Regions from separate parts of the Homo sapiens genome. Here region 1 is linked to region 2. The links are chromatin contacts, found by POLR2A ChIA-PET in ENCODE. All regions are on one chromosome and are shown on one strand. Each heading gives the region's core, a stretch centred on a gene start or an enhancer-like site at or near the end of the contact. The rest is flanking DNA. Distances are from core to core; before and after follow the strand shown. Region 1 overlaps MICAL3 (microtubule associated monooxygenase, calponin and LIM domain containing 3). Region 2 has its middle 12 kb from the start of HDHD5-AS1.

The links. ChIA-PET counts read pairs that join two places held with the same protein, here RNA polymerase II (POLR2A).
Region 1: POLR2A ChIA-PET joins it to region 2 with 11 read pairs in OCI-LY7. The contact joins two enhancer-like sites. POLR2A ChIA-PET finds 5 or more read pairs at or near these places in 2 of 52 experiments (OCI-LY7 and activated B cell).

Annotation. Positions count from the first base shown.
Region 1 is chr22:17,930,225-17,932,977 of GRCh38, reverse strand. All of the region lies in intron 1 of MICAL3 (microtubule associated monooxygenase, calponin and LIM domain containing 3), which reads left to right. Among named protein-coding and RNA genes, the nearest start is that of MIR648, 49 kb to the left of the region's middle. Within about 2 kb of position 1,382, at least 6 of the 41 ENCODE cell types and tissues checked have a DNase peak (open chromatin) inside an H3K27ac peak, as active enhancers do.
Region 2 is chr22:17,170,358-17,173,111 of GRCh38, reverse strand. No RefSeq gene overlaps it. Among named protein-coding and RNA genes, the nearest start is that of HDHD5-AS1, 12 kb to the right of the region's middle. RefSeq lists a silencer at 1,166-1,595 and an enhancer at 1,446-1,947. Within about 2 kb of position 1,456, at least 38 of the 41 ENCODE cell types and tissues checked have a DNase peak (open chromatin) inside an H3K27ac peak, as active enhancers do.

The DNA.
Region 1 (2,753 bases), core at 133-2,632, 760 kb before region 2:
GGACTTGCTTTATGAATCTGGGTGCTCCTGTATTGGGTGCATGTATATTTAGGATAGTTAACTCTTCTTGTTGAATTGATCCCTTTACCATTATGTAATGGCCTTCTTTGTCTCTTTTGATCTTTGTTGGTTTAAAGTCTGTTTTATCAGAGACTAGGATTGCAACCTCTGCTTTTTTTTGTTTTCCATTTGCTTGGTAGATCTTCCTCCATCCCTTTATCTTCAGCCTATGTGCATCTTTGTACATGAGTCTCCTGAATACAGCACACTGATGGGTCTTGACTCTATTCAATTTGCCAGTCTGTGTCTTTTAATTGGAGCATTTAGCCCATTTACATTTAAGGTTAATATTGTTATGTGTGAATTCGATCCTGTCATTATGATGTTCGCTGGTTATTTTGCCCATTAATTGAAGCAGTTTCTTCATAGCATTGATAGTCTTTACAATTTGGCATGTTTTTGCATTGGTTGGTACTGATCATTTCTTTCCATGTTTAGTGCTTCCTTCAGGAGCTCTTGTAAGGCAGGCCTGGTGGTAACAAAATCTCTCAGCATTTGCTCGTCTGTAAAGGATTTTATTTCTCCTTCACTTATGAAGCTTAGTTTGGCTAGATATGAAATTCTGGGTTGAAAATTCTTTTCTTTAAGAATGTTGAATATTGGCCCCTACTCTCTTCTGGCTTGTAGGGTTTCTGCCCAGAGATCCGCGTTAGTCTGATGGCCTTCCCTTTGTGGGTAACTCGACCTTTCTCTCTGGCTGCCCTTAACACTTTTTCCTTCATTTCAACCTTGGTGAATCTGCCAATTATGTGTCTTGGGGTTGCTCTTCTCAAGGAGTATCTTTGTGGTGTTCTCTGTATTTTCTGAATTTGAATGTTGGGCCTCTCCTACTATTCTAAGTCACCATCACCTGTGCATATCCTTTCTAGCACCCATAGGTTGTAATTATGTGCTTCCTTGCTTACTTGTTTATTGTCTGTATTTTCCACTAGACGGTAAGCTCCCCAAGGGCAGGCACTGTGTTTCCATTCACCACTGTAAGTTTAATTGCAAGCACGGATCTTGACATATACTGTGCACTCAATAAATAATGTGCCAAATGAAGTGAAAGGTGGCAAGACACATGGGTCTCTGCCTGACACACAGCTGCTGTGGGGATGCTCAGGTGCACACCTCATTGGTATCTTCTCATGCAAAGCTGCGTGCACATCTGAGAAGGGTATCTGAGAACACTGCTGGTGCAGGTTCTAAATGCCACAGGCTGGATCTGTGACTCATCCCTGCCCTTCCTCCACATGTCCCTTTCTGCCCATTTGGGGATGCCAGACTCAGCTTGCATTCAGGGTGCACATTGAATTCTGTCAGTCTGTCCCTTCAGAAGGGACAAGTCACTCTGGACCTGGTTCCACGGAGTTGGTAGCTTGCTGGTAGTTTGCCAGGGAGGGAGCATGTGTCCTGTTGGCTATTTATATAGCACACAACCCTGGTCCTGGTCAGAAGCCACACCCCGTTGGGCTCCCAGCTGTCTGCCAGATCTGATGCCAAGCAGTGGTGTGTGGTTCTTCCTTAGTATGTGAAGCCTGGTGCAGATTCCATTCACAGGCTGCTGGGTCCCTCAGATCACTGTTTTCTCAGACCACTTATGCGATACCCTTGTGGGGCTTTTGTTTTTAGTTTTTTTCCAAATGGTGGTATAACATACATTTTATAAAGTGCACAAAGCTTGAGTGTGCAACTTGAATTTTTATATATGTGAACATCTGTGTGTACCCAGCAGGGTTTAGTCAGGGGAGTTAGGGATAAGGGACTTATTGCAAGAATTAGACTCTCCACAAGTTGGGGGACCAGGGGGTGTGGGGGTCCAGATGGTGGGGATGTCAGAGAGGGGTCACTCACTGGTCGCCTGAAGCACTGGTGTGGTTGGACAGGCCCGAGCTCACAGGGATGCCCGGAACCCGGTCTGTTGCGGAGGTGGAGCCACCGGAGGAGGGGGCGTTGGGAGGCGCTGCCTCTGGGAAGCTGCTGTCCAGTTGGGTCCCCGGCCCAGTGACCGGTGGCAGGCCTGGGGCCTGTGATTGGCCAGCAGGGCCAGCGTGAGGAAGAGGAGCTGGCCGCAGTGTGGAGAGTGGGGCAGGCTGGAACCTCCAGGTGCCCGTGTCTCTGCCCTTCACCTCATGGCCACTGCTTCAGTTCACCTTCCAAGCTTTACGGAACTTCCTGGCGTGGCCAATTCTAACTCAGACTCTAACTGGGGGCCCTGGGAGACAGTTCCCAGCTTAACCAAGTTGACACAGCACCACTGTCCAGATCAGGGTCCCAAGTCCCAGCCCTGCCCAGGTAGCCACTGTCTGAGCCGACTTCTGCACCATAGACATAAACTTTGTTCTTGTCTTTGTGTACATGGAGTCGTGCAGTATTTTCTGTCCTGTGTCTGCCCTCTCTTGCCCAGCACTAATCTGTGAGTTTCATCGGTGTGGCTGGATGTTGCAGTAGTTCATTCCTCTTTCCTGCTGTGTGGTATTCCATTGTGTGACTGTAACTGCAGCTTATCATTTTGCTGCTGTTGGTCATTTGAATGTTTCCAATTTTTGAGTATTATGAATAAAGCTGCAATGAGCATTCTTTTACTTGTCTTTTGGCTAACATAAGACATTCATCTCTGTTGGATGTATCCCCAAGAATGGAATTGCTGAGTTTTAGGGTAGATGTGTATGTAGCTTCAAGAACCACTGCTGAACAATTTTCCATAGTGG
Region 2 (2,754 bases), core at 207-2,706:
TTCCGGAATCCCAAATGACGCCTTCCCATGGTCAGGATTTCAATGAGTGGTGCCATCCTTGGCTCTCACAGGAACTGATCCCTTGGGGAGGACTGTATGAAAATGCATCTGTAAGCTCAGATGAAGTCAGCATGCTAGGGTTGGAAATATTATTTTCACATACATAGTCTAGGTTACTTAATTTATTGTTTTGAGACAGGGTCTCACTGCCCAGCCTGGAGGGCAGTGCTGTGATCATAGCTCACTATAATCTTGAACTCCTGGGCTCAAGGGACCCTCCCGCCTCAGCCTGCCTCTCCAGTAGTTGGGACGACAGACGCGCACCACCACGCCCGGCTGTTTAATAGAGATGGGGGTCTCCTTTTGTTGCCCAGGATAGTATTGAACTCATGGCCTCACGTGATTCTCCTGCCTGTATCTCCCAAGGCACTGGGATTACAGGCCAGAGCCACCTTGCCAGGCCAGTATGTTACTTTAAATAGCAGTCATCCTAAAAATAGCTTACCCTCCTCTGTCCTTCCCTGCCTGGAAAGGGTGTAAAAATAACATTTGGGGGCTGTAAATGCTGTCTAGATCTCTGGAGCTAGGTAGGTGCAGAGGTGTGATTTGGGTTTGGCTGTGCTCCGAAAAAACCGGGGCCGAGCTGCTGGTTTTGAATTTGTCCAGGCTTTTTAGCCAATAGCCTCTTCCTCCGCCGGGAAGGGGTGGGACCCAGCCTTCCAAAACACCTTTGCTGAGGAACCGTGCAAAGACCTTGGATGAGGGCCCCAGCTCAGCCAGGCCTCCCTGAAGCGAAGCCAGCCCGGGGTGGGGACTGGTGGAGGGACTAGAGTTTCTTAGATTCACAGAATAGCAGAGCTGGGAGAGGCCTAAAGACCATCTTATCTACGCGTTTGTGTTTCTGATGACTGATTAAGGCCCAGAGAGGGTCAGTAACTCTTCCAGGTCGCACAGTGGGTGACAGTAGGTATGTGCTCGTCCTGGGACACAGAGCTGTTTTCTTCGCTTGTCTGGAGTGGGTTTCGGGGGTCGGCACTTGCCTCCCAGTGAGCTCCCGGCGCCTGCCAGTCCTGGCTGAGTGGGATCGGTCGGCCTCCACCCCTAATCTCCCCCGCTGCAGAGCCAAAGCACACCGGCCTCCAGGGGGCGCCGCCTCCGGGACGCGCCGACTCTCCCGAGCCCTGCTCTCTCTGGCCGGGGTCAGCCCCGGAAACAGCTTCAGTTTCCTGTCCCTTCCTCCCTGGGAGCAAGGATGTAGGCGCCCAGACCCCGCCCGCGGGCTCCCTTCGTCCGGCGTCCCTAGCGGCCCGCCCGGTCCCGCCGCCCCGCGGCTTGCGGATGGCTGCGGCCCCCCGGGCCCCGGGTGGCTGCGGTGGCGGGGAAACGGCAGAACGCAGGCGGCGATTCGCTGGGGACGGCGGCCGGAGGGAGGCGATGGCCCCAGGCTCGGCGCACCTGTGGAACTGCGCGGGCGGCGCGGCGCTGCTGCCCCCTGCCGGCCGCGCCCGGGCCCACTCCCGTGTCCACCCCGGCCCGGGTGCCCTCGGAGTCCCTCGCGTCACTGTGGGCAGCGCCAAGCTACGGCTTCCCATGGCAGAGCGGGGTGGGGCCGCGGGACGGCACAGAGCTCCCCTGCCGCGAATACGCCGGTTTAGTTGCTTCCCACAGATCACACATGGTCTCGCCTGTCCGCAGGGTCCCCTCCCGGCCTCAAGCCCCTGCCAGGCAGCATCGGCCGCTGGTGACCTTGGGTCATCCTGGCCTCTATGCATTTAGAGTAGACGCCGGGTGGTGGCGGCGCCTGTAGTCCCGCATTCTGGGAGGCCCAGGCGGGGCGCTAGAGCCCAGGAGTTCTAGACCAGCCTGGGGAAAACAGCGAGACTCTGTCTCTTCAAAACAAAACAAAAACAAACAAACAAAAAAGGGTAGAGCCCATAGTACAGGATGAGAGAGTAGTGCCGTAATGAATTTTAAATTTTAATTACATTTAAAATTAAAATGAATCTATATACAATCACATTTCAAAAATTCAAAAAGTATGAAAAGGAACACATTCGAAAGGCTTCTATCCACCTCTGTTTTCCACTGTCCTCTTTCCCATCCCACCCATTCTCCCACCAGGCTTAGTTTCTTGTGTTTCTTTATGCAAAATAAACAAAAGCAAATATATATATTTTTTCCTGCTCTCATATAAAAGGCAGCACAGTATCCACACTGTTCTGAACTCTTTTTTTTTTTTTTTGAGACAGGGTCTCACTCTGTTCCCCAGACTGGAGTGCAGTGGCACAATCTCAACTCACTGCAGCCTCCACCTCCTGGGTTCAGGCTATTCTCCTGCCTCATCTGGACCACAGGCGCACACCACCATGCCCGGCTAATTTTGTATTATTATTTTTTTCGAGATGGAGTCTTGCTCTGTCGCCCACAGATGGAGTGCAATGGTGCGATCTCGGCTCACTGCAACCCCTGCCTCCCGGGTTCAAGCAATTATCCTGCCTCAGCCCCCCGAGTAGCTGGGATTACAGGTGTGCGCCACCACACCTGGCTAATTTTTGTATTTTTAGTAGGGACGGGGTTTCACCATGTTGACTAGGCTGGTCTTGAACTCCTGACCTCATGATCTGCCCACCTCGGCCTCCCAAAGTGCTGGGATTACAGGCGTGAGCCACCACGCCCTCCCTAATTTTTTTATTTTTATTTTTTATTTTTTTGAGATGAAGTCTTTGCTCTTGTCACCCAGGCTGGAGTGCAATG